3 separate regions of the Homo sapiens genome follow, and regions 1 and 2 are each linked to region 3. A link is a loop called in an ENCODE intact Hi-C map of the cell type or tissue named here. Cell type or tissue: endothelial cell of umbilical vein. All regions are shown on one strand.

Region 1 (2,500 bases), 910 kb after region 3:
TTTAACAGTTTTTTCCATACAGTTCATCTAAAGTCCAAATATATTTATTAGATGTGTGCATTGTGTGTATATACTTAGATATGCCACTGTTGGAGATTTCGGGCCAGTGATGCCACTCTGATAATATTTTAATATTTGACATATTATTTTTGCTTACTCATTATTCTTAGATAATATCATGTTATGATACCTTGCCTTTATTTTTATTTATGCTTCAACTATGTGGAGAGGAAGCACTGAAAAATTCACTTAATTGAATGTTGTATTGATCAATTGTTCAATATTGTATTCCATTCCTTTGCGCATGCTTTGAATGCAGGTGCTATATAATTTCAGAGAAAAATACCTCATTTTGACTGTACAAAAACCCCATGTAGGGAGCAGAGCTCACATTGTTTTCCCCTTTTAGAGACAAGAAAACTAAGATACAGAGAATTTAAGTCACTTGCCCAGCTGTTAAGTGACTGATTAAAATTTGAACCCTGGTCATCTTATTCCCGTCTGGTTGTTTTTCTAGTCTACCAGTCTATTAAGATTAGCTAGGTGTTTTTTAATTGTTTTAATGAAGTAATTACTATGCTTGGTAATGTAAATGAAAGTTTTATAGATTCATAAATAAGAATTTGAATTGGCATACTTTATTATCATGCTTGGCAATGAAAATAGGAAAATGCTTAAATGTCCATTTTATTTAAAGACAGACTGTTTTTTACTATGATTTTACTGTTTTTCTCCACATTTCTAATATATAATATAAATTTGCTAGGCTATAGAATCAAAGAATGCAGAAGGAATCTTTGATGCGAGTCTGCATTTGAAAGCCCAAGTTGATCAGCTTACCGGAAGAAATGAAGAATTAAGACAGGAGCTCAGGGAATCTCGGAAAGAGGCTATAAATTATTCACAGCAGTTGGCAAAAGCTAATTTAAAGGTGAGAATTTTATTAAATAAAAGAAAATGCTAAACATAAGAATGTAGATTTAATAGGAAATTTTTAATTTTTTAAAAAGAATGCTTTATGAGAAAATGCCCCTTGAATTAATTCTTTCAATATTAAGAAACTGGATTTCTCTTATAAAATTATAAGTGGAAAATAAGTGCCTTATAAGATTGAAAAGAATACAAAAATTCTAAATCTCATACCTAGGCATTTCTAAGCAGAAACTGAAGTATGGTTGAGGTAAAATTCCTGGCAGGGCATTCACATATCTGTCAATTTGTCTTTCTTTGGGTGTAAGAGTTGTGATTCTCATTGCTGGATTTTTTTTTCCAGATAGACCATCTTGAAAAAGAAACTAGTCTTTTACGACAATCAGAAGGATCAAATGTTGTTTTTAAAGGAATTGACTTACCTGATGGGATAGCACCATCTAGTGCCAGTATCATTAATTCTCAGAATGAATATTTAATACATTTGTTACAGGTATTGAAAATTTTGTTACAGGTATTGAAAATTTTACATGTGAATAACAAAAATCATTGGTAGTATGTTTCTTTATGTTTTTATTTTTATTTTACTTTATTTTAATTTTTCCATCACCAAAGCATGCAGATAGTACTTTTCTCAATATTTAGTCTTCATGTATTCCTGAGTTCTCAAAATAGTAACAGTGAAATATATTTTTTATGGATTTTGATGTTAGATGGATTATAAATAAAAGCAATTTATACCATTCATTCCATTCATCTGCATGAGCAGCATGTTCATACATCTTGTTCGCACACCTGTCATTCATGTGAAATATATGGTTCACAAGCAGAACAACAAGCAGCTATTATAAAGCAGTGTTAAGTAAATGAGCACTTTTATTTCTTGCTGGGTGGAAAACAAAAGAATAAAGTCTGTCAAGGCTTTTTAGTGTCATGATAGAATTGTTCCCCTTTTTGCATTCACAAGTAAAAACTACTTTTTTTTTGAGACAGAGCCTCACTCTGTCACTCAGGCTGGAGTGCAGTTGCGCTATCTTGGCTCACTGCAACTTCCACCTCCTGAGTTTAAGTGATTCTCATGCCTCAGCCTCCTGAGTAGCTGGGACTACAGGCATGCATCCCTGGCTAATTTTTGTATTTTTTTTTAGTAGAGATGGTGTGTCGTCATATTGGCCAGGCTGGTCTCAAACTCCTGGTCTCAAGTGATTCGCCTGCCTTGGCCTCCCAAGGTGCTAGGGTTACAGACGTGAGCCACTGCACACAGCCATAAGCAAAAACTTCTAAACCAAATTATTCTTCATCTTTGTCTTCCCTTTACGCAATAAAATGTTAATCTACCACCAAAGAGGAAAGGGTACTCTACTATACTACCTGCCCTGGGTTTCTCAGTTTTGCTGTCTATATAATGGTCGTTATGAATGTCCTAATGACAGATCCTTTTCATTATTTTATTTGAAATTTGACTATCTATAACATCACATACATTATAAATATAATTACAAATATATGTTCAGAATCAATGAAAATATATTTTTGATTATATGGGCCACTATTTCTCTCTGCTAGGTGA
Region 2 (2,500 bases), 1.9 Mb before region 3:
ACAGTTTGACAACTGTTCTAATAATTGTAAACACAGCATACATAAAACTTTTTCAAATAATCCCTTAAGTTTTTCCCTATTAGACTCTTGCCTACTTTATAATCTTGATGCATTAAAATTTATGATCCAAAAGTATCTAATTAACCAAAAATTATCTTCAGAGCATGTGATTTAATTTAAAATTATACTTTGACTTTTTAGAAAGTTGATTTTGAAATTAGTAGCTTGTTTTTATAAAACAAAACATAAATTTTTCATGGCTGCTAAAGTATCCATTTCAACTTAAAGATATGTTGCATTCTTTCAAGTTCCCATATCTGCAACATAGCATGTAAAGATTATAACGTGGATCATATTTTATGTTAAATGTGCTTACAGAAAATGCAGTGATTCTCTAAGACATTTATCAAAAACATCAGAAATTCAAGTACAGTAAAATAACCCATTTTTACTTGAATGAACCAACTAAATTATTTCCCACTTTACTTGCCCTCATTTGGAGATCTTGTTATAAATTCTCAGAAACAAATAAATGAGTTTAAGGAGAAACATCTTTGTTAATTTCTGAGGCTTAATTGAGATAGAAATTCTTTTACATGTAAGAATCTTAACAATTGTACTAATTAAAACTATTATTTTTAATTGTAAAAATTGTCAAAAATATAAGTTTTATACTCATAATCAGATGGATATCTATTTTGTAAAAAATTCTATATTCAAAAATCTCTCTGGATATGGAGAAAGTCATTAAAATCAAGCCCTAATGAATAAACAAAAGCTACATGCAGTTCTGTGTTAGAAATAACAATAAAATTGTGCACAAGCACACTTTCTAGGTCTACAGGGTAGTCTATTTTTCCTAGGTGGCCCACCACATTTGCTGAAATATGACACAGTTTTGCATATTTTTTTCCTTAAATACATACGCCATTAGATATTACGCAGCATATGTGGTGCATTGCAGATGTTGCATTAACTCTTGTTAATTTCCCCTAGGTGGCGATCTTTTCAAAGAAGCTGTACAGGCTCTTCCATGTAAGAAAATTGAGTTAATATAAATGTATATATACCCCACTCTAGCTATTAATAATACTACCTTCATCTACACAGAAGGGAAATACAATTTTTTGGTGGGGACACAATATAAATTTAAAGCCTCTTCTCAAAAACCTTACAAAACTGGATATATAGATATTATCTACTTTAAGAACTTAAATGTCTGTTGGAGAAAAGATATTTCAAAAATGTTAGTTCTGGGATATTGGTTAATTATGGATGTAGCATGATAAATCATACTAAAATTTTAGTTTCTGGACTCATTGCTTACAGCTTTTTTTCCTAAAACTCCAACATTGTTGTTTAATGAAATAACAATGGGTTTCATCCACCTCTTTAGAGTTATAATTGTTGTTGCTGTTTTTCATGCTGTTCATAGCTGCTCTTTTGTGACAGCTCCTTTAGGTGGGGTACCCCACTGGTGAATGAAACAGGTGACTAGGCAAGGTTAAGCCCGCTTACATCTTAGCCCATTCCGTAATATATTGAAAGACAGGAGGAGACATTAAAATAGAAAAACAGACTACTTAGATGTAGATAAATGATATGGAGCAGAAAATATTCTAAAATTCAGAAGAAAAAGACCTTTCTTCCTATTCAAGGAGTCTACTTACTTCTATATTTATATAGAACATATAAACCTTCTGAGACACTCACCTATACACACTTGACATTTGTATATATAAACTTAGCCTTCCTCTGCTTTGGAACATCACCTCTTGCTTTTGCTTCATTTGTTATTTTAAATTTTCCCTTGCTCCACCCTAAGGCTTTAACTGTCAAGAGATGTGAGGCTGGCAGTGATGACGCATGACTGCAGCTTCCTTCTCCTAAATGCAGCCACAGAGCAATCAAAGCATCCCATAAGCCTTCAAAAAAAAAAAAGGGTATAGAATTAAAATAACGATATTTGCTATTTGCAAAGAAACTTTATATTAATTATGTACTTTGACATTTGCAACAGCCCTGAGCAGTCAAAAAGCAGGAATCATCATCATCCCCATTTTACAGATAAACCTGAGAAGAATTAAGGTCTTTCATTAGAGTTAAAAAGTTGGCCACTGGAAACCCAAGACTCAAAGAATTTTCTGATTCCTTTGTAAGTTCACTAATGTTTTGGCTGTAACCAGCTCTTCACAATTAGACTCATACTATGTCTCCACTGCCTTCCCTTGGCTTCGTCCTGCTCACAAATAACATGAGTTTACTCCTGTATTCACTATGAGGAGTGGTTTCAAATTTGAAGTGAAGTGTCTAAATAGCCCCTGGGAAAGGATTTATTGAAGCAACTTATAAGAACCTCTCAACTCTATGTTTGGTACCCTGAGCAGAGGCCATGGGCAATAGAATTAAGCACTGGAGTTCAGTGTACTTACTAAAATTTTGGCCAGAGTTCCATTTGGATCTTTGACAGACTAACTTCCTGTATCTTGCAAACTTACCC
Region 3 (2,500 bases):
CACCATGCCAGGCTAATTTTTTAGCATTTTAGTAGAGATAGGGTTACACCATGTTGTCTATGCTGGTCTTGAGCTCCTGAGCTCAGGCAATCCACCCATTCAGCCTCCCAAAGTGCTAAGATTACAGGCATTAGCCACCGTGCCGGGCCGGCTTTTTATGCAACTTGTCTTGACAACAAATTATCAATGTTCTCAAAATACACTTTGGGATTTTGCTTTTCAAAAGAGGCCAATGCCACCTCAATCACAGCTTTCAAACCTCCTAGCTCAAGGTTCAATGTCCTTTTCCTAGAGTCAGACAGTTGGCCCTGCCAGATTGCTGTGCACTGTCTCAGAGTATGATAGGACAATATTGGAGGTCCCAGATGTCTGCTCCTTCTGTCTCCAAGAGCCATCCTGGTCAACACCGTGTTGGCAGGTCAAAATATGTGCTGCTTGGCCATTTGCCCTTTTATGCATGATCCTGTAAATATCTGTAAGCCACCACTTACTTATCTACTCTCCCAATTATGAGCACCCAGGTTACCTCCAGTTGCTGGACACTACAAACCACACTGTCATCTTTGTGCATATATGCTTGCAAGCCTGTGTGAGGATTTATTTGAGATATATGCCCAGGAATGAAATGGCTGGATCATAGGTTATGTAGATACTTTATCTGCTTAAATAAGAACAGCAGCACCAATGTACACTTTCACATTACTCAACATCTTTACCTATGTGTCTCTGCATGCACAGGTATAAAGTCTGGAAAATTACAGTTTTGGCCTTACTCACACAACTTCCTGAAAATAATTTCTCAACCCTAGTCCCCATACATCATGAAAAGAGCCTTTCCTTATGACAATGTGGACTTGTGCTTCTTTGTCCCACCAGGTCCCTATCTATCTTTCTGCCTCCTCCCTATGCATGAAGCACCTCATCCTCAAATTTGGGGAGATCCTGTCCAATTTAAAAATTCTGCTACTCAATCATACTAAAATAGAAAGCTATGATTGATTTTGATGAGTATGACTATCTATTTGGGGTGGGAAGAAGAGATGAACATGGTTTGTTTTTTAGATGGTAAAAACAACTAAATAGAACACTAAGAGATGTGAGCAAGCACTAGAGTGGTGCCAAAATTGTTCTTCGCTCTGATCCCTCCGTTCAACAGATCTATAAAGCCCTTCCCAGTCTCTCTTCAGATGCCAGGGCTACGGGATTCCACTGGCTGTAGCACCTCATCGCCTGCTGTAGGCTCCATGACTCGTTTCCAGTCTGCCATCTTGTGGTCCTTCCTGTTGCTGCATTCATACTGGTTTACCGAGAGGGCAACAGTGGATTTAGTAGACTTCACGTAGCTTGCGTCGCTGCTCCTGTCTCCGTGTAACTCACAATAAAGAGATTTTGGCATCAACCGTGAGCTTAGGGGTAGAAGGGTATATGTTAGGAGGTGGGAGCAGAATCAATTCTTCAAATCTTAATGATGTAAGTCATAAAGATGTTTCCTCGAGCCACTGTTGATTCATTGTTAATGATTCATTGTTAATGATTCATTACTGCGTTTTCTGCAACACTAAGAAACCGTTGTTTCTACTAACTTTATAAAAAACATATAAGATAAAGAACAAGTGAAAATCCAGATTTTTTTAATGAGGTATGTATACCTTCGTGGAAAATTTGAAGACAGAGACAATGTTTTACTATTTTCATTTTTGCACCTACAGTTTCTAGCATAGGCTTGGCATCTTGTAAATATTCAATAAATGTTTGTTGAATGAGTGCGTTAATTGATTCTCCTACCAGTCTGAGCTATCAGTTATGTCTCTGTGGCTAGATGGACACCATGTCTTCCATCCCTGCCAAGAGTTCAACTGAATTCAAGTTTATAAATGGAAATGTGTGTGTATGAAGGAATTAAAACAATTCAGAAAATATAAAGTTTTAAAAACGACCTTTCCTAGACATAGTCATTGTTAATAACTGGGTATGTATCTTTCTAGACCTTTTCAATATTTCTATGTATTTACATATATAAATATACAAATCTATACACACATATAGATTTATTAAAACATAAAAGGGGTTTCTTTGGGAAATAGTTCTTGAATTTGCTTATTTTTCTTACAGTTAATACGTGTAGGAGATCATTCCATGTCCATATGTAGAAGTCTATAGCATTCTGTTTGGCAGATGGATAGCATTACATAGTATAAATGTCTCATAATGTTAAAATCATTTCCCCTTTAGTGGAAATCTTTGTTCTTACAATGTTTTCCTGTACAATTCTTGGCCATGAAACTTGGTACACAAATGTGTCTTTCTGTAGGTCAGTGTCCATGAAGTGGGGTTGCTGGTCAAAGTATATATTGTATTTAAAATTTTTCACGAATACTCCTAAATTTATTATGAATTGATACAAAGGCCTTGTCTCACGAATTAAGATTAATAAGAAATACGGAAATCATTATTACTTTTTAATTTTTAGGGATGTATTTGACATGATCCTAAATAATGT

Evidence for each region. Peaks named below come from ENCODE experiments on the same cell type or tissue, not always from the same donor. Only the 100,000 strongest peaks of a DNase experiment are listed, where the experiment ranks them.
Region 1: a loop joins it to region 3, with 9 times the contacts of the local background. A loop is called at or near these places in 11 of 110 quality-filtered maps.
Region 2: a loop joins it to region 3, with 4 times the contacts of the local background. A loop is called at or near these places in 12 of 110 quality-filtered maps.

Annotation. Positions count from the first base shown.
Region 1 is chr12:88,110,125-88,112,624 of GRCh38, reverse strand. CEP290 (centrosomal protein 290) reads left to right here. Exons shown (of 54, transcript NM_025114.4): 21 at 767-931; 22 at 1,274-1,423. Among named protein-coding and RNA genes, the nearest start is that of CEP290, 31 kb to the left of the region's middle. In endothelial cell of umbilical vein, no CTCF peak of the experiment used is centred here; a DNase peak (open chromatin) is centred at 1,324; H3K27ac peaks cover 376 bases.
Region 2 is chr12:90,939,574-90,942,073 of GRCh38, reverse strand. LINC00615 (long intergenic non-protein coding RNA 615) reads right to left here. Exons shown (of 5, transcript NR_038868.1): 3 at 1,714-1,925. Among named protein-coding and RNA genes, the nearest start is that of CCER1, 14 kb to the left of the region's middle. In endothelial cell of umbilical vein, a CTCF peak has its summit at 983 (motif pointing right); a DNase peak (open chromatin) is centred at 1,013.
Region 3 is chr12:89,018,523-89,021,022 of GRCh38, reverse strand. It overlaps LINC02458 (long intergenic non-protein coding RNA 2458), which reads left to right and starts at 1,331. Exons shown (of 3, transcript NR_038385.1): 1 at 1,331-1,470. In endothelial cell of umbilical vein, a CTCF peak has its summit at 1,272 (motif pointing left); a DNase peak (open chromatin) is centred at 1,322; H3K4me3 peaks cover 207 bases.